Regions from separate parts of the Homo sapiens genome. Here regions 1, 2, 4, 5 and 6 are each linked to region 3. Evidence: chromatin loops called from intact Hi-C (ENCODE). Cell type or tissue: Caco-2. All regions are shown on one strand. Each heading gives the region's core, and the rest is flanking DNA. Links, peaks and the distances in the headings are about the cores only. Region 1 overlaps GRIA4 (glutamate ionotropic receptor AMPA type subunit 4). Region 2 overlaps CASP5 (caspase 5). Region 3 overlaps LOC105369468 (a long non-coding RNA gene). Region 4 holds the start of LINC02552 (long intergenic non-protein coding RNA 2552). Region 5 holds the start of LOC107984381 (a long non-coding RNA gene). Region 6 overlaps LOC105369468 (a long non-coding RNA gene).

Region 1 (4,000 bases), core at 1-4,000, 660 kb before region 3:
TCAAGGCTTGTTTCTGCAAATGAGTGGACCAAATTGCTCATTGGATTTAGAGAGCCAAAATTCCAATTTGTTTGATTGGTGTTGATATGAACAAAATAAATCTAACTTTGTGGTTTCAATATGTTTCTACTCTCTTAAATGACTCAGTGGGTGATATTTACATACATTCTTCCATTTTTTCTTATGGTGTACATTAAACCATATTTTCAAATACTTGATCTTAAACTCATATTTTGAAATGCTTGAATGAGTATATGTCTAGCTACTATATTAAATAGCAATACATTTATAAGAACGAATTAGTTCATGTCATAAAATAATTTGGAAAACATGTATAGAAGATGAAATGCTTCTATAACCACAGTTTTCCATTAACATATTTTGAGAGAATATTGTCTGAACTATTTCTATTATGTTTTTGCAAATTGATACAAATTAAGATGTCAATGAAGTAATTATTGATGGCATGCTACCATAATATGAAATGTGCCCATCCTTCTAGAAATTTTTTTTTTTGAGATGGAGTTTCACTGTTGTTGCCCAGGCTGGAGTGTAATGGCACGATCTCGGCTCACCACAACCTCCACCTCCTGGGTTTAAGTGATTCTCCTGCCTCAGCCTCCCGAGTAGCTGGGATTACAGGCATGTGCCACCACACCCGGCTAATTTTTTATTTTTAGTAGAGACAGGGATTCTCCATGTTTGTCAGGCTGGTCTCGAACTCCCGACCTCAGGTGATCCACCTGCCTCGGCCTCCCAAAGTGCTGGGATTACAGGCGTGAGCCACCATGCCCGGCCATAGAAATTTACTAATATGAAGTGTGTCCATCCTTCTAGAACTTTATCATCATTGTATTAATTTCACCATCTTCTGAGAAAAGTCCACCTTTTCAAAGGCATTTTTCTAATCAAGATTATTTAGCATTTAACTTTTTACCTTTTAAAAATGCTTTGGTTGGTTTTTTGAAATTGTTTTCTTTTGCTATCTTAATTTATGAAAAAGGATGTTGAAACACAGGGGTCTTAAGATACACGTACAAACCCCTGACAAAGTATGGATTAGCTCTTGTGGAAGAGCCAAGAGTAAAACCAAGAAAACATTGAAAGTTGTTTCATTTAGAGCTACAAGGAATTAAAATACAGATAGTAAACAACAACAACAGCATGTTCAGAATAAAAACACAGCTTTTCTTGGAGGAAAATTTTATAGGACAATTAAGAGTACATTATTTTCTCACAATGCAGTAGACTTTATTGCAATTTATGAGATTTATACCTGAGAGGCATTTTAAATGGACAAAGTTCTCTTACTATTATTATTATTATTACCATGCAACCATGATAGAAAAGAAACCTTTTAGAATTTGGCAAGAAGAATAGAAAAGGTAGACACTCAAGTTTTCTAATTTCTTTAATATGACAAAAAATATATAAGATGTCCAGTTTCTTTAGCAGGAGCTCATTTACGGCTTATTCAGAGTTTATCCAAAGCACCCAGGTGTGCCAATTTTCTTCTTAGAAACCAGCTAAGCCTCTGAAATGGGTCAGTGTGCTTTAGGCACTCAATTGCCTCCTCCAGACTTGGTCTTTTAAGCACAGGTGCTAAGTGGAGGGTCTTTCTGAGCCTTACTCACCCTCTGACAGGAACTTGGCAATCCAGGCAGTTCTTAGAATTGGCTGCTCTGTGGGATTCATCGTGAGTTATTTACAAAGCTTCAGTTGTTCAGGTCAAACAACTCAAACTCTCAATACAGGGGCAGGAGTGGGAGGGAGGGAAATGGGAGTCGGAGGTAAAGTGGCTGTATTGCTTAAGAAAGAAGAAAGATTTTTCTTGGATTCTGTAACTAACCATTTAAAAATTTCATATACATTGAATAGCTACAACTTCAAAAATTTTTTGGACTCTCTTAGGAATAAGCCCGAGTAATGTATAGGCTTTTAATTAATATTTCCCAAAATAACATATATATTTCTTCAGTATATATATATATATATTTAGCTTTTTCTTCTACAAAGGGACGACAGGAAGTAAATACTCTGTTATTTCCTCTTATGGTCTGGCTTCTTTAGACTTTAGCAATACAACATTTTTGTTTGTTTGTTTTCTTTTACTTTTCACTTTTACAAATGCTAATATAGTTGAGGAAGGAAACTGAAGACATCTAGTCCCTTGCCTGCAAATAGTAAAGCTGAATCTCTGAAATATATTTTGGTTTTCATTCTTACAATTGAATACTAAAGTTATTCCTATAAATAAACCTCCAAATTGGCAAGTTTACTAATGGAAATCAAGTCATATAATTATGCAGTTAAGCTATATGTAAAAAACTAACCAACAAAAAATTATATTACCCATGTCTGGCTGAACTAACGTATTGTAGATAATATGAGCAAGCATTTCTAAAACCACTAGATGGCATTCACTCACTGCAATTTTGGCCAAAGAGCCTTTAAAGCTTTATCATGATCTGCAGGGGTAGGGAAAGGCAGATGTTATCCATTATTTGATGATATTTTCCTATCATTTAATACAACGGCAAAGCTCAGTTTAATCTTTTCCTGGCTGCTTCAAATCAAATCAACAAATATTTATTGAAACATTTATTCAAGGACTTTTCCATTTTGAGGAGAGTTGAAAACCATCTCCACTGGGGTAGTAATGTATTGACTTATAATACCTAGCAGAAAACATGCTATATACAGTATTCCACTAAATTATATACAGTATTCCACTGACTTTTCTTTTATTTTATTGCTTTAGTAATTTATGTTGCTGTTTCTCATGTAGCACTTCTCTAAAGTAAGTGTGCCTCTAAAAATGGTGCACCCACAAATTTAGAATTTTTGTACTATTTTTAGATGGGATTAATCTTCAACATTAATATTTTCGAAAACTGGAGGCCAAGAGCTCTTCAAGATTCACACAGAGTCTTTCACTCATTCAAGTCTTAAGAATATGTGAGAAATAGCTTTCTAAATACATTGAGACTTAAGAACCAAAAAGGTCCTTGGTGATAAAAGATTGTGATTTGGTCCTGAAGATAGTCATGGAATGAAAACTCTCAAACCTCACACTCCAAATTAAAAGCTGGGAGAAGATGTTGATGGGGACAAGTCAATCAAAGGTTAAATTTTTCTGTATAGGGTCTAGGTTAAAAATATAAAATCTAGGACTTACCTGTTCTAATATGTTTTGAAGTCTCTCTATCTCACAGTCTATTACAAACTTCTTCTCTTGTCTTCTGTCAAGTTCTTCTAGAAGTTGCCTATAGCTGACATCATTAAAATTTTCCACACATATAGCGCTGACATGCCAACCATTTTGTCCTGCTTTTTCCATAATAGCTTGGAGTATCGAGTATCCTATTGGGGAAAAAAAAAGTTACTAAAAACATGCTTTTACTCCCCTTTAATGATGTATGCAGGTACTGAGCCTATATCAACACTGTTATGTTCCAAAATATACTGAATGCTTAGAAACTTAAAGTCTGTGTGGTTATTTCTGAATAATTTATTCTTACTTTCTTTAGTCATGGCAACAAAATCTCTTAAAATGTTGATTGAATGAAGTAGCAACACCATACCTTGTGCTCTCAAAATCTCTTTACTGGAGAACATTGCATTGCTGTAGACATTTTTTTGATGAGACAAACCCCAAACCAAATCCACCACCATCTGTAGTCAATAGCAATTTCATAAACCCTTTTTGTTATTTTACTCACTAGATGGAACTCATTTTGAACAACTGTTTGACTTTCCCCTTGAACAAGGTAGTACAACATTTTTGGTTCAACTATGGAAGAGAAGATGTAAAAGAAACAGTACAACAGTATTTATTGAGGACTCATTATTCTCGGTGCTTTATTTGTTGATGAGGACAGGTGCATATTAGAGAGGCATTATTTAACTCTTCCTCTCTCAGCAGGTGAATGATATAGACTGGGGATCAGTTGAATAACCACTAGGTGAGGCACTGGTACTCCTAATCAGTAAGAGACTG
Region 2 (4,000 bases), core at 1-4,000, 210 kb after region 3:
TAATTTAACTGAAAACTGGTAATGACATGATAAATTCACTATTAATTTACACATTGTTGAATGACACTAGAGACAAAGCAAAATGTGTGTGTGTGTTTGCATGTGTGTGGGTCTGTATGTATGTATGAAATTAGTTAGAAAGAACACTGAAAAATAACAAGGTGGGCAATTGTGATAGCCATGCTAAGTGAGGCACATCAGTGTATAAAAAGTTGATGTCTCTTGATCCAACCCAAATGTCCATCAATGATAGATAGACTGGACAAAGAAAATGTGGTACACATATCCCATGGAATACTGTGTAGCCCTAAAAGGAATGAGATCATGTCCTTTGCAGGGACATGAATGAAGCTGGAAGCTATCATCCTCAGCAAATTAACACAGGAATAGAAAACCAAACACCACTTGTTCTCACTTATAAGTGAGGGTTGAACAATGAGAATACATGGACACAGGGAGGGGAATATCACACACCGGGGCCAGTCGGGGGGTGGGCGACAAGGGGAAGGAGAGCCTTAAGACAAATACTTAATGCATGTGGGCTTAAAACCTATATGATAGGTGCAGCAAACCACAATGGTACATGCGTAACTATGTAACAAACCTACACGTTCTGCATTTCTATTCTGGAACTTAAAGTAACATAAAAAAAAAAGAAAGTTGATGTCTCTACAGAAAAACATGGGGAACTCTGGGTCAGAGACTCTCCAGCATCCTTGGCACTCATCTCTTCACAGTCATCTGAGAACCTGGAGGCAGATTCTGTTTGCAAGATCCACGAGGAGAAGGACTTCATTGCTTTCTGTTCTTCAACACCACGTATGTGTCTTTTAGTAACAGTCAAAAATTTGGGGGTGCTGAGGCCACCTTTGAATGATTCTATGAAATCAAGATAGGCCCTATGCAACAATGAGCTGAGAGAATGGTGTGTGCTCTCTATATATTTTGCATGATCTTATGTGTGCTGTGAGAATAGATTCCTTCCCCCTCCCACACACACATTTTAAAAAACTGTACTTTTATTATAAGTGTTACACTTTACAGTCAAAGGCATACCAAATATTAAAGCAATACAATACAAGGAACCCCATTCGCCACACACCATGTAAACATAGATGATGGATGCTGTTTTTTTAATAAATCCATTTAACATTTTGAATAGAAGTTTTATGGATCCCAGTACTGGCTGTCTTTCCAAACGATCAACTTCAAGCCCTCTTCTACATATATCCCACTTGATCCTACAAAGAGCAATGTTATTAAGTGTCCAGATAAAAATGTGAATGAGCTTTAAAAAAGGTAAGAAATGTTAGGGTGGAGCTAATTAGGTCTAATTACAGGAAACAGTCGTTTGTATTTCACCTCTAGGTAATCATCCTAAAGGGCTTTCTATTTTACTCTTTCCAAGTTGTAAATTTTCAAGTCTTATTTTTAAACCACTTTATGGAGGCATAGCTGACATATGAAAACTGTACATATTTAATGTATGCAACTCAATAAGTTTGGAGATTAGTACACACCCCTAAAATCATCACCCAAATCTATGCTGTAAACATCTCTCCTCCAAAAGATTCCTCCAGCTCTCTATTTATTATTATCATCATTCTGCAAGGGTGTGATAAGGATAATTTACATAAGATCTACTCTCTGCAAATTTTTAAGTATATAAGACAGTATTATTTACTATTGGCACCATATTATACAGTATTTTTCTATATTTTAATCTTCTATAACTGAAACTTTGGATGTGTTCATCTATTTTGTTTATTTTATGGTGAAAGACATCATGGTGCAATCTGTAAACAATCTTGGAGCCCGACGGTAGTTTTTTGTTGCTTCCTCACTGAACCTAAAAGTTTATTCATCCTTCTGAGCTTCTATTCTTTCCTTTGTAAAGTGAAAGAATTCCAGTTATTTCTCAAGTCCCCTTTTCTAAGCAAAGTGAATGAACATGAGGTCCATAATAAAAAGTTAGTTCCAAGAATCAAAATACAATCACTATGCAATCTCTTGCAATACTTACAAGCTGTCTTTTTTGTTCAACCTTTGCCAGCTTTTCTGTTTCCTCTGTGTGAAACCTAAGTAAATGTTTGGTTATAAGGGATTTCCATAAATCTATCAAGTAAATTCTCAAGCTATGCAAAAACAAAAATATAAACAAAAACATAGTGAAAGTCGTAGCCCAAGGCATACCAGGCTGTATCATCATAGATAACGTGTCCTGGAGAGACCGCACAAGGGGCTCCATCTTCATTACGGAACTCATCACATGCTTCCAGAAATATTCTTGCTGCTGCCACCTAATGGAAATATTTCGGAAGGTAAGCTTCCATTTCCTTTTCTAGTCATTTACTTATTTGCTCAGAAAGAATTTATCATTATTCACTAATCGAATAAAAATGACACAGTTTTTCAGGCAAGCAAAAGTAGTATGGCACCTGATTTCTGTCATTCAGGTGTTTAAAATCTGCTTTAGAGAAAGAAAATGTCAATATATCCCAGAAGAAGAGCAAAGTAAAACAAAATAATATCAGCTATAAGCTTCCTATTTTGGGTTATAACTTATTAAAATTCAGAGAATAGAAAATATTTTGAAATAATTTTTGTTAATTTACTAAATGAATAAAAACTGGATGGAGGTGAGGGGCTTCATCCTGATGACAAAGGGGTAAATGAGGCTTGCATGGCTTAAGACTATCTAGGACTCACACTTTTGTGAGAGATATGGATACTGAAAATATGGGTTAACAAAAAAATGTGCAATTACAGATTGTGGTAGAATTCATAAAGGCATGTAACAGGGAATAAAAAAGAAATCACTCTTTCCATGGGAAAGGGCAGAAGGGAAGGTTTGCTACTCCTTGCCCAACTTGGGACATTCCTTATTCCCCATCCTTCCTACTTTATTTTCTCCACAGTTCTTACCTCCTCCCATTAAGCATATATTAATAGTTTATTTATGTGTCTGTTTTTTACCTGTATTTACTCACTAATATGCAAACTTCAGGATGGCGGGGATTTGCTCAGCACCTCAATATGCCTGACATATAGCAGACATTCAATTAATATATATTGAATAAATAGATGCATGAATGAATAGATAAATGTTCCTTCTCTTTTTAAGGGAAAATAGGATTGGTATTAACACAGGAAAGTGTGGTTGTTTCTAAATTAAAAATTATAGAGAACAGTAAAACTCTTGTGGGAAAAGGAAGATATACCACTGGTGTTTAAAGAAGATTGTACCATAAATTGAGATGGGGTTTCTGTGAATAGAGAACTGGGAAGTTAAATCCTTTTGGATGATTAGGAATTAGACATTGTACTTTTGAGGGTATTCCTGGGAAAAGAACTAGAAATATTGGATTTACGGTAAGCAGGATCTCATTGATCAGTCCATGCATAAGATTTCAGAGGTCAGCATGGTGGTGTGGGCATGAAAGTTGTTCAGTGTTCAGGCCTTAAAGCAAGATTCTGGGATTTAATTCTCCTTAAATTGAAGAATCAGCGTTGGTGGGGGTTGAAAGTACTAAATCTTCCATATCCAGTTCTCATGAGCATATCCCAAAGGATATTTAATTGATTTCCACATCCGTAGGTCAAAAATGGAAAATAGAGAAAATGGAGGTTGAAAAGCCTTGACTAGGCATGCAGTGTTTATTTTGATGTAAAGTGTACAGTATGACATGGGGTGTCAATTCTAAGAGGTAGAGTAGCAGTGTTAAGGAGTTGGAATATCCATGGGCTTGGTCCTATCAACCCTGGAAGCTCTCTTCATTCAGGCATTTCCTGGTTCATGGTGTAAGATGCATTCTGAGAACCCAAAATCCCTCATATCTCATCTACTGTTTTTTCTTTTAGGTACAGAAATCATTTGAAGTTCCACAGGCTAAAGCCCAGATGCCCACCATAGAACGAGCAACCTTGACAAGAGATTTCTACCTCTTTCCTGGCAATTGAAAATGTAAGTATTGAGAGTTGTTGGAGGGTGAAATAAATG
Region 3 (5,312 bases), core at 574-4,573:
TTTGAGCAATGGTCAGGACCTACACATATCATCTATAGAAGTAGAAAAGGCTGGTGAACATTAGGGAAAATTATTATAATTTATAGATATATTTCTCAATATTACAGTAGAATTGGAAATAGGAATAGACTCATAGCAAAACTCACCTTCATGATTATTGTAATATAGGCTGATGTTCTTTATAGAAGAACTTATCTCACAAAAACAGCAAGCCAGAAAAAAATAAATTGTTTAGGGAATAGGAATTTTCTGTAAAAACGTTGCTTTAATAATAAAAAAAAAAATGCATAGCAAGTATACCCTATATTTTTACTGCCAAAATATTCTAATCAATTAAACTAAATCTGGAAGAGTTTTCCCATCTATTAGTGCAAAACAATAACAATAAAAAAACAATAAAATGACTTTAACCCTTTACAAGCACTATTTGAATTAAACACTTATTTTTTCTTTTACAAAATAATCATTTTTGTTTACCAAAAACACCATTTGTACTGGTCTATTGTATGTATTTAATAACATTTCCAGATGTATAATAGAGTAGGTGATAGTAACTTGAAAAATAGTATCTACTAGGCCGGGCTCGGTGGCTCACGCCTGTAATCCTAGCAGTTTGGGAGGCCGAGGTGGGCAGATCACGAGATCAGGAGATCGAGACCATCCTGGCTAACACGGTGAAACCCCGCCTCCACTGAAAATACAAAAAATTAGCCGGGCGTGGTGGCGGGCGCCTATGGTCCCAGCTACTCGGGAGGCTGAGGCAGGAGAATGGCGTGAACCTGAGAGGCGGAGTTTGCAGTGAGCCCAGATCACGCCACTGCACTCCAGCCTGGGGGACAGAGCGAGGCTCCATCTCAAAAAAAAAAAAAAAAGAAAAAAAAAAAACAGTATCTACTATTATACTAACTTGAAAAATAGACATTTTTGTTTATATTTAAAATTCTTATTTAAAAATAAACCACCATGAGACCCAGGTTTTTACAAAATAGAATGAAAGTTTCTGTATACTTTAAATTTCTAGTATTATTGGTTTCAGTCTCTCATCTAAACAGATATAAATAGGCACTTTAGAGAGGAAGTCAAGGATGTTTTTGACCTATAGTTCCCATTTTTTCAAGTTAATGCTAATGCAATCATCCTAACACATAGACCCAGCACTGTATGATTGATAAGTCTCAAGTAAGGGTTATATTAAAAACATATATTTTTATCTCTCACTAATTCTGCACAAAATGATTCCCTGTGGTGGCAAAATTTACCCACTTGACTTCTTGGCTCAAAAAATAATATTCAGCAGTGGACCTAACAATGAGTTCCAAACTATTAATATATTTGAGCAGACTTAACAAACATGTGCTGCCAATAATCACTCAAAATATTAGCCAACTTGATTATATGCTAAAGCTTACGATGTAAAATAAAAAGTATACCAAATACATTTAAAAATATTGTGCAAAAGAGGCTTAATTGTTTACCATTGAACTCAGAAACGTGACTTATAGCTGTTTAACACTTCAGCGGCTTTATTAATTGATCTCTATATTACCCAATGCTCATCATTCTTTTCTTAGAAATTCATAATAATGATTTCCCACTTAAAGGAGGAAGATTGTATATAACCCGAAGGCATGTTGGAAATTGTCATATCGGATGTTATTGGTTGTGTGTATTTTAGAGCACAATTTAAGGATACAGTAAATGCTACCATAAATGGATTTATGATTTCCACTTAGCTATTTTCAACCACCACTTTATTGTATAATCAGGGTTTATCGTGCTACTCTATATTCAGTTCTCCTTACCTTCCAGGTATAAGGGAGTTACACACTCTCAGCTCCCTTGCTGTTAGACAGAGATATAACATGAAATGGACCAGTAGATTGAGAGTGAAAGTGGAATGGGTCATTATAGCCTGAAGCATTTTCGTCTCTTCTTCTGCCATGGCAATGATGAAATTGGATGTTAATATGGAGGTTGCAGGAGATCAAAGCCCTCATGAATTATTGAGCCCTTGCTTGGGGTGCAGATACCTTAGAGAATCTCTCTCACCCACAGTGACCATAGCTTAAGCAATAAATAAATTTTGATTATGTCAAGTCACTGAGATTCTGGTGTTTGCAACTGCAGCATAGCCTGAGAATCCTGGCTTATGCCAGAATTTTATCTCCCCATATTAACATTGCAAATGAACTGAGAATTTAGAGAATCACTCAGTAAGTGTAAGGGGATCCCAAATACACTGGACTCCACTTAGAAAGTGGATGCAGAGCTGATATCATTGAGGAAGACTGTTTAATACTGTTCTTTGGAAGCAAAAATGAAAAGGGAAAATGTTGATTTTCTCACATTTGTTCAGTATTGAACACAAAACTACCTTCAGTATCCTGGAATCATTCATAAAATGTATAACTCAAAATTCTTGTTTAAAGTGATTAATATTAGTTATAATAACTAAGATTTGAAGGAATTTCTATGACATCAACTGTAATAACCCTGCTGAGAATTGTTACCTGTGTCTATTTTTGGAGCAAATACAGAACTGTATTTTTCTCTTCATATATGAGATTTTGCTTTTATGAAATATGGAAATAATTTTAGAATGTGCATATATATGGAAAGTAGATATCAGTTTATTATAAAACATGGGTAATAAATGTCCTTTTTATTATAGATGGGACTTTTATTGTGTTGGTTTTACCTGGAATAAAGTAAATCATAAGACTGGGCAAAGTTCAAAATGATCCAGAGTAAAAGAAATAGTACTTTCTTTGTGTCAACTTCAGGCAAGGCAAGTAGGGCAGATCAAAGAACTGCTTTAATGATTCACTAAAGCTGAAGTTCAGATAAAACCACAGCAGCAGCCAAAGTACCTGGAAATGCAAAAAATTGTGAGCAAGGCATATGTCTTTCTGAGAAAAGGTCCAGGAAGAACATAAATCTGCAAGGGAGATTATCTCATAGCACGATTGTCAGCAAATAGCGACTCTGAATGAGACAGAAGCAAGGTCAGGGTTTAAATAAATGCTGTGGTTGTACAATAGCCGCAGTAGGCTTTTTTCCAAGTCCTAGTTCTATTGTCATTTTGGGATAAATCTTGACTTTGAGAGCTATCTTCTCAATTGTAGAATGAAGAATTGGCTTTCAAGTAATTTTCCATAGAAAATATTTTATTCTGCTTCATATTTATGGCAGTGCTAAGGGCCAGCCTCAGCTATAGATTCTGTTCTGTTTTATGTAATTAATCTACTTCAAGATGTTCTGAGAGAAAGCACGTGTCTGACACAAAGCTGAATAAAAGAGTTCCTGCCCTCAAGTGGCTCACATGTCAAAAGCCATGCAAACCTCAGCACCAGATATCATGGTGAAGATCTAGACTTGATACTGCATTTGTCGACTGACATACTTGCTGTCTAAAAAAAAAAAATTTACGAAGCACCATTGTCTAGGGTGACGGGCCTTTTCTGCTCACTCATGATCCAAAGAACAGATGGACTTTAATGGATTTAATGCCCAAATAAGCAGTTTTTTCCCAAGCACTTAATGCCCAAATGAGTAGATTTTTTAAAATGCAACTAATAAAAACAGATAACCCTCAGAGTACTCTTGCACCACTAAGCTTGTTTAGGGAGTGGAGCAGAACCTAAATAGTGCAGCAAATTAATTGGAGGCAGAAGTCCTTGCTTCTAAGCTCTAGTTAATAATAATAATAATTAAACTTAATGACTACCTGTGTGATCTTAGTCAACTCCAGTTTTTAGGACCTCAGGTCTTTCCTCATTTATAAAATAAAGAGATGTGGTCATTGGACATGCTGATCATTAAGGTCCTACGAGTTTAACAACTTCATCATTTCCAAAGTAGCATTACACGTTAGACAAAAAATAGCATGGCAACTTACTGAAATGGAGAAGAATTTAGTAAAAGTACCTTTATTTCTTTTTAACAATAATTACTTATCTGGATGTTTAAAAAATACCAAATGAAAAATAAGAATAAATTTCAAGCTTTTATTAAGTGAAATGTGGAAATTACAGAAATTGGGAAAACAGTAAAATATACTCATAGGATTACAAATTTATATGGAGAGATAAAATCCTATTTTATACCCTTGGGGTTCTCTTCTAGTTGATATGTATTTAGCAATGCACATGGCACAGATGAATCACAGTAAATAATATTCCTCTTAAAAAGTTTTTGCTCAGTCATAAAATACATACAGTGAAAAATTTCCTCCCTTGGAGGCAAGCATTCAAAGATATAATTAATTTCTGCACTTTTGTGGAGGAGGAAAAAATAAATGAAAGTATAAATGTTTCCTACTGAGTATGAGACGAAAGGTCTCAGAGGTGTACCAAGAAGGGTTAATTTATAGACATCAAAAAATTTAATATTTTTATTAGGAATTCATCCCCAAATCTTTGGGCTCATTTTTCATATAACTAAAGAGCAAATAAGTATAATAGGTTAGAATATAAAATATCAAAGCTGATACATATAGTATGAATATACGTAAAAAATACATCTCAAACCTCATAAACGGATACAGAAAGTGCAAGTCATCTTTATTGCCCTGTGCTGAAGGTAACTATCATAAATTTGGCACTATAGCGATAAACTTGAAAATAAAAGTCCCTTCCTTTAAAATAAAATAATTTATCTAAAGACGGTATAAAATGCTTTATATTTAAGCTAGGGGAGATAATATGGTTTCTATTGCTCTAAGAAAAGATATGACATTACTGACTAGCACCTTGTATGTTGCCCGATTATATTTAAATAACCAGGAAATACTGGCCTTTGAAATACTGCACAAAATGATAGGACCCTGACTAGCTTTCAAATTTTAATGTTTTGTCTGCTGAACTGAGCCCCATTTCTGCAAATTGCTACCAACCCTTACTGCCTTACAGTGACAATTAGAGTCATCTATAAACATGGCTGATTTTCCAAGGAACTATTATTGACCTTACGTTGTAGATTTTATCATATGCACCAGTCTGAGGTTGGGGTTATGAGAATTGATGTGACTTTATATTTAAGAAATTTTGAGACCCTTCAAAACAAAATGTACTAAAAAATTACAAATTCTTTTTATCCTCACACTGGGAGGAGCTGACAGGAGACATCACTCACCTTTTTCCTGGTGAGAAATTGTTCATCCCTCTGGGCACTCTGAACAGGTAGATGTATTAGATCACCTGCAGTCTAGTCCACTAACTGTATTAGAGGATGTCAGCATGAGATAATTTTCAGAAAGACTTTCTCCAGTGACTTAGAGTAGAGGAAATGACAATGACTCTGAGAGACAAAGA
Region 4 (5,312 bases), core at 603-4,602, 590 kb after region 3:
GTTATCAACAAAGATCAATTACCATGTTTCCGTGAATTTGTACATGGGCTTCTTGTTTCTTAGAGATTTATGGTTGACTGCTTGATTGATACGTTTTATCTTATTTAAATTGACTATGGTGCCATCAGTTTTTTTCTCACTTAAGTTCTACACATATATATGCATAAAATGTTGGTTATTAGTTATTCCCCTTGCTTTTCCTGCGTCATTTATTTTCTTCAATAAGCGGCTTCAGGGAAAAAAATAAAACACTGGCTAAGGATTAAAAACAGTTACTGTTCTCATCCAAGTTACAAATTAGTGTTTATAATTAAACTCCAAACTTAACAATTTCTTTGTTTTGAATCCATCCTGTTGAGTGGTTACAGAATTGTCTATTTCTTCTAACCTAATGCTAATAATGTGCTGGCTTCTACATCTTTATAATTGTTCATTAGCTTCAAGCAGTATGCTTTGACTTCTATGTCCTTGAAACTATGAAATTATGTTTCTATAATTCAGTTTTTCTTAATGTTTCTACTTTACATAGAATGTATTATGAAACTGAGATCTGAGGCATTTTTAGAAATTCTGAACGGGGGATATCAGTTTAGTCAGAACAGTGTCAAATGTGGAACCCAAACAACATAATTGGTACTTTGAGGTTGAGGTTGATGTGACATTCTCTTGAACATATTTTAATACTAATGCATATTTAAATTAAGATTTTAACCTCCTGACGTTCAAACCAACAAGCCAATCACTATCCAACTAGAGAGACATGTCTTACAAATAAGATGACACGACAAAAATCACTTGTCTTGAATCTATGTTTATTGCACAAGAGATTTGAAAAAAGACTAGTTGTTTATTAATATTTTGACAGTGAATTTTTATATTAAAATAGCTTTTCCAATGGATTATACACCCAGAAACCATCCCAAATATATTTGTCTATATCCTGAAAGGCTGCTACCTAAAAATGATGGTATGGCATGTGTTCAAACATGACATCCATTTCATTTTACAATTTTATCTTTTTATATAGCAGGTAGATTTCTGGCTATCCTACACAATATAATTTTTTGTTTCCAAGAAGACCAGATGAGGTAGGCATCTGTATTAGAAATACGCTAGACCTCCCTATCAGAATCTACCTGTCCAGAAATAGTATTATTTATTGTATCCCTTTTTGATCCTTGTTACCAGCCTCAAAGTAGCAAGGCTTCTTCAAAGAAGCTTAGCTTTGATCGTGACCAGAGCCAGGTTGACAGGTGAGATGTTAAAGTTTGTTTTGCCCCAACATGATCTTGTCATGACCCATTTTGGTGCCATGCAGCTGAAGGTATGTTTTGGTTGAGGATTCTAACTATTCTAACTTCCAGTGAATTCATGCACAGCTGGATCTTGTTGGGAAAAAGAATCATCTTTCAACCCTTCAATGGTATTTCCTACTTACCATTTCATTTAACATTTATCAGAGTGCCACCTTTGTAGTAAAATGCTGAAGTGAAAATTCTTATGTTTAATAGCAGGGAAAAGTGAAAATGATTGTATCTGATTGAATCTGTACTTGCAGTGAACAGTTTAAATTTAAATTGGGAAGGTGCCAGAGGCCTATTGGCTTCCTTCCGTAATTGTCAAGTTCCATGGAATGGAGGAAGTTATTTTAATTCCAAGTAACAAGAATAATTTTGCATCCTGAGATCCAGTGCTGCTACTTAAAACCAAAATACACCAACATTTTATGGCACAGAAATACAGAAGATCCTTCTTGCCAAATGCCTCTGTGTTTATTTACTTCAAGTCCCAGAAGAACAACCCAGATCAATTTTGCCACTGACATTATAAATAGCATAGCAAATTCATAAGGAGTCTTTTCTTCAAAGAACGGAAACTAATCTGAAGTCTGATTAAACTCACAGGGTCCTTGTGAGGGAGATGGGAAGAGGCAGAGTATTTTGTCTAATTTCAAGTTCAAGAAAGCAAAGAACACAAAAGTTAAGTGGCTGGTGTCCATTTACTCAAGTAAATGTATTCAGGAGTTGAGCCAGAAATAAAGATCAAGTCTTCTGGCCCATGCACTAGGCCCCATGCTGCCTCACAGCTTTCAAAACCTTCATTTTCTTGGGAAATGCTAAAAAGCTTTCCCCTACCATACATACTAGATTCAGACACACTGCCATCTACTGACCCACCAAAGGATGTGCCAGCACAAGACATCCTGACCTTCAAGGGAGGGAGGAACACCTTGAGAGGAGTTGAGATCCTGCTTTCTCTTCAGAATGCCATCTCTAGGATGCCAATGGGCTGTGTCTACAGTACTATGTAGGAAAGTGCTGCAAGAGGTAAGTGAATTTAGAATATTTCCTCCCCGATGAAGGGATTAGTATTCTGGCACTATTAATATTTATATAACGATGTCACAATGCACCATGTTGTCTATATGTGGGATATCCTTGAAATAACCCCTTCCTCTCGTACTCTTATTTTGACATATTCGTCTAGGGATTTGAATAGTATAAGACAGCCTTTCTTTTTCACATAAAACAGTTTGAGGAATGCCATACGATTTTTGTGTTGTCTATTTTGTCTTTCACTGGTGTCCTATAAGATGTGCTAGTTATCCTACATGATGCCAAGAAAGGCATAATAGAAACCAAGCTAAATAGCCACAGTCCTGTGCTTGTAGAAAATATCATAAAATGTCCTAAAAGAGCTCTAACAATAGGAGAACTAGGCTCCTAACTATAATTTCAGCAATATTCTTTTTCGTTCAGAGCCAAGGTATTTTTTTCCCAGAAAAAATATCAGTGTCTTTCTTGCCACATCAACCCTTTAGAGGTTGCCTACATTCTTCCTAGAATAAAAGTAACATTTTAAAGACTTCATCAAGCGATGATGAATACAATTACTGTTTTTATTCCATTTTTACAGCCAAAAATTAAAGTTATGATGTTTGTCTATTGCTTGTGATTGTACTTAGTCCATTGCCTCTAAGAAAGAAGTTGAATTTAAGTATGTGGACCATATATTTCTTTTTTGATGAGTGTAAATGGATAAAATTAATATCTTAATATATAATCAGTGTCTATAAAAGAATCCACGTAGTAGCAGAGAAGCATTTGTGCCATGCTGGTTACTTGTCTTCATTTGCTTTGAGATCTCAAGAAAAGTTTATTTCCCAGGATGGTGGTTCACAGGCATTGTGGTTGAGGACTATACATAGAAAACTAATTGTGAAAATAGAACTTATTCCTATTCTTTCAGGATATGAAATCTTATGTTCATGACAATTTAATTGTTTTTATAAAATAATTGGTTTGGCATTACAGTTAGTAAAGCAGAACTTATCCTTTGAAGTTTACAGCTTGGAACTCAATCTGAAGAAGACCACTGATTTAATTTGGAATAAATGTCTATATGTGTCCAACCAAATCTTTACAGAAATATCTTAAGTCTTCTTAGGCAGAAATAAGAAACTGTTGTTTCCAAATTTTTTAAATGTCAAGAGGGTCTCTAAAATTATGACAGAGATGAGGGATACAAGGAGAGATACATAAAGAATGGAAACATCTGGGAGTTTTACTGACTCAGTGAAACTAGGGCATTGTGAAAACCTAATTGAAAAATCTACAGAGAGAAAAGTCCAGTTCACAAATCTGGCCCTCACATGTTCAGTCCTTAGTAAAGGCTTATTAGATATTGCAAGATGAGAGTGAGGTCCAGGAATGGTTAAATGAAAAATGAGAAAATAAAAGGTTATGAGGAGAGCAGGAAGGAATAATAATAGGAGGGTGCCAAGGCATTTGAACATCTTTGTTATGAGCTTGGACAAGATGCTAGACATTTAGAAAGCTTACCTGAGTTAAACTGAACTACCAAACTTATTGAGAAGCAGTAACAAGAACAAAATGTTCTTTAGCCTTGTTCTATTTAAAGCAGATGCATGCATATTAATCTTTTACAACATGATATTTATATTTGATTCTTCTTGTAAAACCATCACAAGACATCAACTCGTCAGAATACATAGATTTTTTAAATGTTTGCAGAAACTATCTTCCTGACACTGGAATGGTGAATTAATTCAAGTGTTATCCATATGTTTCCTCTGTTATTCTTTCTTTTAATTTTTCTGTCATTATATTTTTGATGATTTAAGACAGAGATACAACATCACATTTTCTTAAATAAAGAATATAAAAATAATTTCACACAGAATTAAAGGTATTTGTACAAATTAGTATGGTTTGTTTTAGATAAAAGATTAAGTAATCAGTTAAATCTCCTAGACCTAGGTGAGCCATAAGAAACACAGGCAGCGTCTGGCATTCTTGTAGAGTTGAGGAGACAGCTGAGAGTTCCCAGACAAAAGCAGCTAGGGTTCACAGAGCATGAGCGAGGGGAGAGCTGCATGGGGAGAAAACTCTGGCAATTTCTATCAGGTCTTTCTCAAGTGTTTCAGGAGAGAACTCATCTGCACACGTGTGGGTGAAATCTACTCGAAACTGAAGAATGAACCTCTGGAAGGACTAAGGGGAACAATTCTTGGAGCTCAGGTTAGGCCAAGAATATTTTATTTTTCTTCACCATCCAGAAGGGTCAGTTCATCAAGAGGATATAGCATTGTGAAGTATTTATGCAAGTAGTAACAGAGCTTCAAAATACATGAAACGAAAATAGATAAAGCTGCAAGGAGACACATATTCAAAAAATAGTTTAAGGTTTCAATATCCCACTCTCAATAATTGATAGAAAAAGTTATGCTAATTCTATACAAACTCTTCCAAAAATTGAAAAGTATGGAATACTTTCCTAATCAGTTAATGATGCTAGCATTACTCTGACACTAAAACAAACAAACAAAAAAAGCATTTTAAGAAAAGAAAACCGGCTGGACACGGTGGCTCACGCCTATAATCCCAGCACTTTGGGAGGCCGAGGCAGGTGGATCACAAGGTCAGGAGATCAAGAATATCTTGGCCAGCATGGTGAAATCCCATCTCTACTAAAAATACAAAAATTAGCCAGGTATGGTGGCACGCGCTTTTAATCCCTGCTACTCCGGAGGCTGAGGCAGAAGAATCACTTGAACCCAGGAGGCGGAGATTGAAGTGAGCTGAGATCGCACTATTGCACTCCAGCCTGGGTAACAAGAGTGAAATTCGTCTCAAAAATAAATAAAATAAAATAAAATCAGAGACCGATATTTTGCATGAACATAAGATATAATAATTCTTAACTAAATGTAAAAAAAAAAACAGAATCCAACAATATGGAAAAAGCATAACGCATCATTACCAAATATGTATTATCCCATAAAATGCAAA
Region 5 (5,094 bases), core at 1,094-5,093, 160 kb after region 3:
TTTTTTTGCGACCGAGTCTCGCTTTGTCTCCCAGGCTGGAGTGCAGTGGTGCGTACTCAGCTCACTGCAAGCTCCACCTCCTGGGTTCAAGCCATTCTCCTGCCTCAGCCTTCTGAGTAGCTGGGACAACAGGCACCCGCCACCATGACGGGCTATTTTTTTGTATTTTTAGTAGAGATGGGGTTTCACCGTGTTAGCCAGGATAGTCTCGATCTCCTGACCTCCTGATGCGCCCGCCTTTGCCTCCCAAAGTGCTGGGATTACAGGCGTGAGCCACCGCAACCGGCCACAGATTTTCAACTGAATATAGGGGTCAGTGCCTCTAAGTATTTCATTGTTTAAAGGTCAACTGTACATCTCTGTATCTTCCACATTATATACATTTTCGCAGATTTGTGTGTCTGCCTTTTAATCTGTCCATTATTAAATATAACTAATTTTTGTATTTATACATGCTCTATTTTTATTGTTTCTCAAATTATTGCTTATTATAGAATAATTACTTTTTGCTCCCTTTATTTACATCCTTCTATATTTGATATAGAATGATTTCATTCTATATTTGATATTTGATTTGTCCAATATCTCAATGTCCTTCAAGATTTAAATTTATAGTCTCTTCTTTCTGCTGATATATCCTTATAGTGGCTTGCTTTCTAGTGTATTTATATACTTCATCTGTCAGTGTAGTTTATATTCTGAGTGGGCTGAAGGAAAAGAATGGCTTCTGTTTCTGCTGCTAGGCAACACACCACATCCAAGACCATGTCTATCCCTCCTTGGGGATTTGGCTCTATCTGGTTCCAAGATGAGACTCTAACTTGTAGAGGTTCCATGGGTCAGTTATTATCTATGCTGTTGGTGTAGAAATCTGACACAAGGAGACCACACCCCTCCTGGCCACTTGCCTGTCCAGGCAAGCTCTTTACTGCTTCATCTTCGCTCCTTCCTACTCTTCTGCAGCTTCTTTCTGTAGTCAGCACCAACTCCCAGACATTCTTACCCCTTCTCCTGTCTCCAACACTCAGTCCAATCAGGACCCAGCTCCTGGTTCACATGGTACCAGCAATGCCTCAAAGAACATGTCCTATTAAATTCTGGATGTGGCAGTGCATGAAGTCTCAAGGGTGAGGGTCAGGATGAGATTTTGGTTTCATAATCTGGGGTTATTCCAAGTACCAATATTTTTAAACGGTTCGACAAGAGGAACCAATATAGATGAAGTATCTATTACAGAGCCTGGGCCTTATTAAGCACTCAATATGAAATAGTTACTTTAGAAGCATGTTAACGTGACTCTCCTACTTAGGAAGCTGCAATGGTTTCCTATTGCCCATCTCATCATTTAAATAGTTTACTGGGGCTGACTGTTATAAATTATCATAGTCTAGATGCATTTAACTCAGAATTTATTTCCCACTGACACAAAAAAGCACCTTTTATCTGCTTATCTACTTCCTATTTCCCAGTGTAGTTAGTACCCAGTTGAAGAGGAGTGCATCACATACAGCAAGTAATGAGTGAGGTGGTGGGCTGGCTTCTCACCCAGTTCTCCAGCTTGGGCTTACCAAGGCCTTGAAGCAATTTTTTACCTGATCTTCCTATCATAAAATGAAATTAATGCTTATTCAACATACTGAAGTGAAGCATATGAAAAATTTAGAAGTACTTAACCAAAAAGTACATTTGTACATGACCTTGCTTCTGCTCTATAGGTCATGACTACCATAAATGAGAGGTACTATGGCATGATCTCTACACCTGGCATTGCATCCTAGAAGGTAAGAATGATTAGGAGGCCCCTTCTATACACGAGAACACAGAGGCTGAGAGATGTTAAATAACTTGTCCAAAATCTAATAGCTCATAAACAGAAGTTGACCTCAGGACTGTTAGATACCCAAGTCCACACTGATAAGCTGTGCAGAAAAGGGGAAGGTTTTAGACAAAGAAAACATAAAATAACATGTTATAGTTGATTAGTGTTCTGAATTGTATTACTCAAAATGTGCTAATGGTCCACAAATATAAATAAGAAGAGGAGTTGGATAAACTGAAAGGGTATATGATGTTCTAAAGCTTGGAAATGGGATGGTCAAAACCCAAGCACAGGAATTTTCTGTCTTCTATGTCAGAGGTTCTTATAGTACCTACTCTGTCATTTAAAATAATATTGTTTCACAGACTTCACACTGATAGAAGGATTTTTAAATCATTATGCAGATTTTAAATATCACTTACAGTAGAATTGCTACATTCATTTATTTTAAGATAATTTTACTTACGTAATGCTATTTTCCAGGTACATATTTCAGTCAATAAATTGGTTCCTGTAGGTTATCTCCCCTCTGTCTACCTATCCCCCTCCAATGTGGGTGGCGGGTAATTACATTTCAGCCACTATGAGAACTGCTTCCTCTTACCAGAATTATGGGTAATTTTTGGAGGCTTGATTGTGTCCTGAAATCAAGAAAAAAAATGTTTTTCCAAATTAGTCTGTTATTACTACCATTGACCTTTTTCATTTCAAATTTTAACATTATTTTAGTATAATTTACATAAAAGAAAATGTACCCCTTTTAAGAATATAAATTGATTATTAATTACACAAGAATATTTAGTATAATATCCCATTTAATAGACAAACCGATATTGTCACCCCAAAAAATTTTGTCTTGCCCTTTGTTCTCAATTTCCTTCCATTTCCTCCTCTGATAAGCAGTGATTGAATTTCTACCACTACACATTAGATTTTTCTAATCTAGAACTTTATATAATTGGAATCACAGGGTATGTGCTCCTTCCTATATGGCTTCTTCCACTCATAATGAAAGTATAAGTTTTTCATCCATGTTATTGCATATATTAGTAATTTTTTCCTTTTATGACTGAATAGTATTTCAGTGTATGTGTCTAGCACAAATTGTTTACTTATGCTCCTGAATTGGAATTTGAGTTGTTTCCAGTTTTTGACATCTTCCTTTTTGAGGAAATAGCGAGCCTTTGCACTCTAATGGCTCAGTGTTTACATTCCCAGGACATGACTCAAAGCTCATGATTCTACATCCCCAGACACATGGTCTAATCATTGTTTCTGTGTCCTGGATGCCACTTTGGCATGCATAAACTCCGTGGTTCTTGGCTCTGGCTGGTGGGGAGAAACCCTCATGTGAAACCCTTAAGCAGCAGAAAAAATAAATGAGTCAGTACATAAATTTAAAAGTAAATAAACTAAAGAGAAGTGGTGCACAGACAATTTCTGCTTTCTTCCATGCTACAAATCCTTCCAGCGGCAAGGAGCTCAAGATTTTGCTGCAATCGGATTAGGTCATTGGCAGAGTAAAGATAAAAACACCATGAAAAACACCTTAGATTAAAAGCCACGTCATTGTCCTCCTACACAGTCCGTTCTACTTAACCAATGACATTTAACTCTTAGCCTGGAGCACAGGAAGTAAAACTGGTAGCCCACATGTCAAACCGTAAATATTTTTGTAAATCTGGTCATTATCCTCCAAAGGTAATAACGTAACAGCCCAAGAAAATTTTTGGTAAAAAAAAAAAAAAATGATAAATGAAATGTACCGTGTGCATTTTGCTATTAGTCCATCTTCCATCAAGTTTATTCATGAAATAAATTAGCCACATTGAGTTTATTTCTGGGATAATCAATTCAGCATGTACTGACAAAGGCAGAGACCTCTTCTGGCCTTCCCTGGCTCCTCTGTGTACAATTTTCATGAGTCCTGCAATACTTTGTCTCCCACTTCTCCAATTAATTTCTTATTCTTCTCATCGCTTGGCATATTTTCACATTCTAAATATTCCAGTTACATATTACATACCAGGTTTCATGTGTATCTTTCCCTCTTGAATGTGCGAGCAAGAGGGAAAGGATCATAATATATGTTTTGATGGAACCCCTGACACCGAGAACCATGTTGTCCACATATATTTGCTAAATGAATGACTGGAGGCACTGCTTGAGGATTCTAACAAAAGATAAACTTAGCTAAAAAATCTGCAAATAATCATCCTTGATTATTTTTCTAAACTGAAATATTTCTATTAATTATAGTAATATCCCTCATTATCTGCTTACCATTTGCCAGGCAATGTTCCATTCATTTTTCACATTTTTATCTCAATACTGCTCAAAACTGTGTAGATGTGTATGTACTATTAATAATATTATTTTACAGACAGAGGAACCAATGTATAAAGAAGTTTAATATCTTGCCCAGGAAGGTGAGTTTAACTTGCTAGGTTCAACATTCTGAGTTCAGAGTCTATGCTTTGGGCCTCTGTGATGCAATGTCCCTCAAAAGAAAGCCATCCAAGATGAGTGAGTGGCTCATGGCTCATGCCTGTAATCCCAGCTCTTTGGGAGGCCAAGATGGGCGGATCGCTTGAGCGCTGGAATTCAAAATCAGCCAAGGAAACATAGGGAGAGCCCGTCTCAACAAAAAATACAAAAATTAACCAGCCCTGATGGGATTTGCCTGTAATTTTAACTACTCAGGAAACTGAAGTGGGAGAATCATCTCAGCCTAGGGAAGTGGAGGCTGCAGTGAGCCGTGGTCATGCCACTGCACTCCAACCTGGGCAACAGAGTGACATCATGTATCAGAAGACAAAACAAAACAAAAAAGCCATCAGGAAAGGAAGAACATTAAATAAGAAAAGCTTTAATATTGGTGAAAAATGTTTACATTTCTTAAAGCAAAATTGCTTCACAGGGACATATATTTCCCACAAACTTTCCCCAAAGCTGTGAGGTGGGGTCAAGGGAACAGTGGTTCACATTCTCCAAAGGTTGTGTTAATTTTTTCGGTCAAGTTTTCGAATGAATGGGAAACTCTTCACTGTGTGAATTTAACTGTACACATACTTTCTCAATCCTGGGGCTTATTCTCTAAGCCCCATTCCCCTCCTACCCTGATCTATCCAAGGGCTGGAGAAAAAAGAATTCCCTTGGATACACTCTCTGATGCAGGCTACAGTTCTGATTCTTTCTCTGGGAAGAAAAATAAAGATATGCATATGAATGTGCAGTGGGTGTTTCCCAATATGTGTACACGCCCTGCCAAAAAG
Region 6 (5,312 bases), core at 634-4,633, 110 kb before region 3:
TGCTCTTCAGGTGCCTTCACAAAGTACAGGACTGGAATAAATATATATTTGTATGTGCACATATTTACGTTATAAACATCCATCTCTCTATCCATATCCATATTTCTATCTTTATACAGTTAAACCCATGTGATTATACCAGTAACCCTATTTGTAGTGCAACAATGCAGAGTTCATTCTAGATGTGCCTCTTCACCTATTTGTACTTCTGTTTTCCAAGGGTTAAGAAGCCTGGATCCCATTGTGCTCAATATAGCTTTTTTTGTTTGTTTGCCTTAGCCACCCTATGTGTAGCAACAAGGCCATCAACAGGTTTTGTGGGGTCCCAGAAAAATATTTTCGTGGCTTTTGTCTTTATAAATGTTTTGATTAAAATGATTTAGAAACTTACAGATTCATGTAAAGTATGGAGGCATATCAATAAATGTTTGGAAAAATGAGTAGAAGCGTATATGTATTTGTTTATTGTCAGATCAGTACATGTGAATATTCATGATGTCTAGACACTATCGCTTTCTGTACAGATCCAGAAACCAGCTTTTTCTATTTTGTATTGTCAAATGTACCATTCCTGGCTAATATCTCCCTGAAAATAACAGCAGTGCTGTTATTACTTGTAATGCCTTCTGAACCTATCTGTATTGAAATGATATTAATAATCTTCCTCCTGCAGTCTCCTAATAACAATTATTTATCACTGATTATATTATTTCTCATGACACTGCATCATCCACCTTGCAGTCCATGAACTTTGGCTTCCAGTGACTCTTCCAAAATTTTTTATTACTATGTTTCATTGATAGTGACTATAAATGCGAGTTTTGCCTGCAGTATTCAGACAAAATGTGAATGATAGTTCATTTTCTGATTATGTTGACTTTACCATACATAATTTTATAGTAAAGATGTCAAACAGCACATCCTTCAACCTATCTTCTCTTGAACTCTGTTATTATTGCATTCATAGAATATAATCTCTTTCAATTTTGACCACATTCCCTACCTTCCTACCCTCCAGGCAATAGTACTAGGTGGCAGAGTAGGCAAGAGTTCCTAGGCAGAGCTAAAAGAGTGATTTCATTTGCACAGGGAATATTTATCTTTCCTTTGGTATGGCTTAGACTCATAGAAAAAAGCATATCATTGGCAAATCAGTGGTAATGGAGCACATTGATTGAAATAAGTTGTAGATGGTCATGTAAAGCCTCCAAGGATAAGCTGAGACATGCCTTGAGGGTTGCCTGACATATGATGGGGAACCTGTGAAGAGTACCAGTGGTAGTAAACTCCCCAGGAACAGGATGACTACTGCCATCTTCTCAGCCTTCAGGACCTGCAGACCACAGGCAGCACAGCAACGGGATACCAAAAGGGCAAGAGTAGGCATACTGGTCACACATTTGGCTATAGCCCGTGAACTGTGCCCGTTGCCCAAAGTCCTGAACTCTCCTCTGTTGAGAAGAAAGAACTCAGTATCTCAGCATCTTTCCTGCACACCAATCTTCTGCTCTCTGTTAAAAGAAATACAGCCCCTGCCAGTGGGAGTGATCCTTGCCAGTCATCTTTCTGAAACCATGGAGAAGTTATGGGGCCAGAAACCATCCCATAGGCAGGAGTCTTCGTGGTCCTCGGGGCGTTTACTCAATCTCTTGTGGGACTGGGAAGGCATAAAAGGTTAGAATGTCTCCAAGGGCAGAAACAGGAACAGGCTTACACAGTTGCTGGCCTAGGGCTACAGATCCTGTCTTTCCATGCAAAAAAAGCCATTCCAATGTGCAGGGCCCCTGAAATGTGTGCCCAAGGCAGGGACCCTGCAATGTGTGCCCAAGGCAGGGACCCTGCCTGCCCAGGTCTAGGCACTCTGTGGAGCTTAGCTGCTCCAGGTCACTCACTGCAAGATGCCCTCCTGGCCCAAGCGGGACCTCCAATGGGCTATTTTCACCTGTGTGCTTTCTTTTGGACCTGGGTTGCCTTCATGACTCTAAATCAATTTTTAATTATTTAAAATGTCTAATATCCTGGTTATTTTCAAAATTGTTGTTATAAACACTGTGTATTAAACTGGATATTATCTTTCACAGATCTTGCAGCCACCACTGATTATTTTCTTATTGTACTTTCCTGGAAGTGGGGTTTCTATGTCAAACATGAGCTGTAAAGACATCGGTAAATATTAAAGAGGGCTTGCAGAGTAGCTATGAGGATTAACTCAAAAGAGAAAGCATTTTTACGTTCAATATACACATCTTAATTTTACTTTCTGCTGTTATTCAAGAAAATAATATTTTCCTTTACTTTTATATATAGTTATTTTTGGGTCTTATTTATTTTAATAAATTCATATTTCTGCTTGCTTTTTTTAGAAACGTTAGTACTACTAGTTTTATGTCAAATTCTAAAGAAAAGACTAAACCAAATGCCATGTGAGCTATTAAATCTTCTGTAAAATGACTTTGTATCCATGTTTAGGGGAACCATGTAAGAGCTTGAAACTCACAGGTGGTCCTATTTATGATCTCGAAAAGCTTGGTGGAAAAAATTAGTCACTATAAGAAATACTTGGTGAAAAAGCAATAGCTTAGAATCCTACATAGTTCACTATTACATTTAAATATTTAAAACAAAATATATCTCTGTGTACATACTACATGTAGGAGAAATGAGCATGTTAATTTGAATTTTTTTCAAACCTGAAATTAATGTTTTATATTTGTATGTTTGTATCTTTTATAAGAACTTGATTTATTGGATTCCTTTTTTATTAAAACTGAATTATTCAACTGTAAGGTATTGAGTGGTTTATTGCTCACTTAAAAATTGCCTCACGTCATCTTTTTATCACCAGGTAAAATTCGTTGAATGTTTTTTAGGCTTGGGTTTCTTTTTCTGGTCTATTACCACCAGAGTTTTTTTTTGTCTCTAGTCCTATTTTGTTAATATCTAGTTAAAATCACATTTCTTTTACAATCCACTGGATTGTATTTGTCTGAGGTTGGAATCTATTTTGCTTCTTGGCTTCAGTTCATATTTCTTCAGCTTCTATTTAGAAATAATGCATATCACTTAATTTAGTTTCAACAGTTAATTATGTTCTTTGGTTTTTAATTAATTTGATATTAAAAAATTAAACATTTGCCAAATCGATAAAATTAGTTCCATCCTTTCTTTGTTAACTTACATATATAATTTCTCACTGAATTTTATTTTTCCTCATGAATTATTAATTAACATTTCAAAATAAAGCATAGTTTCATAGATCATACACTTGCACCCACACACACAAACCAGTTATACATCCATGTTTGTAAACTTCTTAGTCAGTAGACTTTGTGTTATTATTTATTTTGAAATATTTGAGAATTTTGTTGCTGTGGAGACACATGACTGATATGTGTGGACACTTTACATTCAGTAAAAATTAAGCAAAATATTTATACACAGACATATAAATAAAACTTTCATGGGCTATTAATTCCAAACTCCTTTCAACCATGATAACCTAGATATGCTGGACAAAAGTGAATTTAGAGGTTGAGGCCAACATTTAATTAACCTTGCAATAAAGAAAATGAAATTCTCAGGTACCTGAAAAGAAAAGGGTACATTTAGTACCATAAACTCTGTATTTAATGGGAGTGGGGTGTGTTTTGAAATGCACAGAATAAGGTTTTAAATACTAGTGACTTGTACTTTAACACACCCCAAAGGGTTAGGATGCTCAAATGAGCAAGTGAGAAAGTAGGAAATTTTAAAAATTGAATAAAGTCTGAAATATTTAATTTCCAATAAAAATCTTACCAGTTCAGGGAGAAAACAAGAAACTTGTTTATTTCAATGGATTTGGATGGGGAGTGTATTCTCCTATGAGGAACTGGTGTACAAAGCCTTTTATTTGTCCTGGTTAGTGGCTAGAATTTAATAAACTTAAAAGGAGTAAGACAAAGGAAGCCAATCAGAGCAGACTGGTAGTGTCTGAACACAGAACAGTGCAAGGTGTGGGAAACCATACCAGACTCCATCTGAACAAAACCCAGGAAACACGTGAATGTATTCCTGAATATAGAATAAAGAATCTCCTTGTTAAACTTGCCTTGTAGACAGAAGAATCATGATCAGAACTGGAAAACAGTGGACCTTGGTTGATGTATTTACACCCTGCCTTCAATCCCTATTGATAGGACTTCCGTTTATGGTCAATTTAGAGTAATGAAGAACAGCTGTACTCTTCCCTGAAACAACTGAGAACAGACAAAATACATAAAGTAATAGTGTACAAAATATTAGGCATCACATGATGAAGGCAATGATCCTTAAGACATGGGAAACAACTAAAGTCAATTCGTTGAATGCTAGTTTTACTGCATTGAGTAAGCTCCTATACTGTGCTGCAGAGAAGGGAAAGTCGAGACAGAGCTTGGTGAGCTCTGTGAGTGAAGAATATGGACATGGGAGTCCAGAGAGACTAAGACTGCCAGAATTTGGACAGAGCACCAGAAAGGAGAGAACTCCATAGAAGGAGAACTCCAGAGATCTGTAGAGGGCCCCCTTGAGTATTCTGCTGTGTAATGATCAGTATTACCTGTATGGGGAAACTCTCTGAGGCTAGGAAAGTAAACACTCGAAAGGCTTATAGAGAAGAGTATCTGGCACTCAAATAAGGCTGAACTGTGGTCTATTTCCACCTGCTATGATGGAAAACCTCATGATTCACAGAGCATCATGTGGAGTACACAGAAGAATCTTTTTTCAGTAGTGGGGAAAGATTATCCTGAGACTGAGCTCTACTCTTGTTCTCCCTTACAAATCCTAAGAGCAAGGCCAGATAAGATCAAACTACGTCCAAATCTCTCAATTTTATCCTAGAATAAAGCTGAAAAATATGAATAGGATATTATATATATTATATACTATAGGATCTGTGGAGTATATACAGAGTATATAATGTATACACTATAGGAATAATATACTATACATATTAGAGGATTATATATATATGTACACACGCTATATATATACTCAAGGATCATTTTCTTTATCACATGATGACAAATATTTTTGTACACTATTACTTTACATATTGTATATATGTGTGTATATATATAGTGTCAGTATATTTTTGAGCTGTATTCTAGTTAAGATATTGTAATATGTGTATATCTGTGTATATACATGTGATATTATAATATGTGTATATCTATATATGGCATATACATATATATTACAATATCCTAAGTAGAATACAGCCCGAGAATATATAGACAAAGACATACACATACACATGCCCTTACAGACACATATATGCTTGAGGTTTA

The links. A loop is a pair of places that touch in the nucleus more often than their neighbours do. Peaks named below come from ENCODE experiments on the same cell type or tissue, not always from the same donor. Only the 100,000 strongest peaks of a DNase experiment are listed, where the experiment ranks them.
Region 1: it touches region 3 in a loop (2.2-fold over the local background); 2 of 110 quality-filtered maps call a loop at or near these places.
Region 2: a loop joins it to region 3, with 4 times the contacts of the local background. A loop is called at or near these places in 3 of 110 quality-filtered maps.
Region 4: it touches region 3 in a loop (2.4-fold over the local background); 3 of 110 quality-filtered maps call a loop at or near these places.
Region 5: it touches region 3 in a loop (3-fold over the local background); 3 of 110 quality-filtered maps call a loop at or near these places.
Region 6: it touches region 3 in a loop (2.1-fold over the local background); 3 of 110 quality-filtered maps call a loop at or near these places.

The regions. Positions count from the first base shown.
Region 1 is chr11:105,861,387-105,865,386 of GRCh38, reverse strand. GRIA4 (glutamate ionotropic receptor AMPA type subunit 4) reads right to left here. Exons shown (of 17, transcript NM_000829.4): 5 at 3,179-3,363. Among named protein-coding and RNA genes, the nearest start is that of MSANTD4, 160 kb to the left of the region's middle. In Caco-2, for the core only: a CTCF peak has its summit at 2,423 (motif pointing right); no DNase peak of the experiment used is centred there.
Region 2 is chr11:104,995,704-104,999,703 of GRCh38, reverse strand. CASP5 (caspase 5) reads left to right here. Exons shown (of 10, transcript NM_004347.5): 7 at 676-819; 8 at 2,212-2,321; 9 at 3,862-3,964. The coding sequence ends at 3,960. Among named protein-coding and RNA genes, the nearest start is that of CASP5, 25 kb to the left of the region's middle. In Caco-2, for the core only: a CTCF peak has its summit at 2,250 (motif pointing left); no DNase peak of the experiment used is centred there.
Region 3 is chr11:105,200,628-105,205,939 of GRCh38, reverse strand. All of the region lies in intron 4 of LOC105369468 (a long non-coding RNA gene), which reads left to right. Among named protein-coding and RNA genes, the nearest start is that of CARD18, 64 kb to the right of the region's middle. In Caco-2, for the core only: no CTCF peak of the experiment used is centred there; a DNase peak (open chromatin) is centred at 2,869.
Region 4 is chr11:104,606,252-104,611,563 of GRCh38, reverse strand. LINC02552 (long intergenic non-protein coding RNA 2552) reads left to right here and starts at 2,262. Exons shown (of 4, transcript NR_120585.1): 1 at 2,262-2,327. In Caco-2, for the core only: a CTCF peak has its summit at 2,169 (motif pointing left); a DNase peak (open chromatin) is centred at 2,153.
Region 5 is chr11:105,045,355-105,050,448 of GRCh38, reverse strand. It overlaps LOC107984381 (a long non-coding RNA gene), which reads right to left and starts at 2,449. Exons shown (of 3, transcript XR_001748352.2): 1 at 2,286-2,449. In Caco-2, for the core only: no CTCF peak of the experiment used is centred there; a DNase peak (open chromatin) is centred at 3,068.
Region 6 is chr11:105,314,729-105,320,040 of GRCh38, reverse strand. All of the region lies in intron 2 of LOC105369468 (a long non-coding RNA gene), which reads left to right. Among named protein-coding and RNA genes, the nearest start is that of CARD18, 180 kb to the right of the region's middle. In Caco-2, for the core only: no CTCF peak of the experiment used is centred there; no DNase peak of the experiment used is centred there.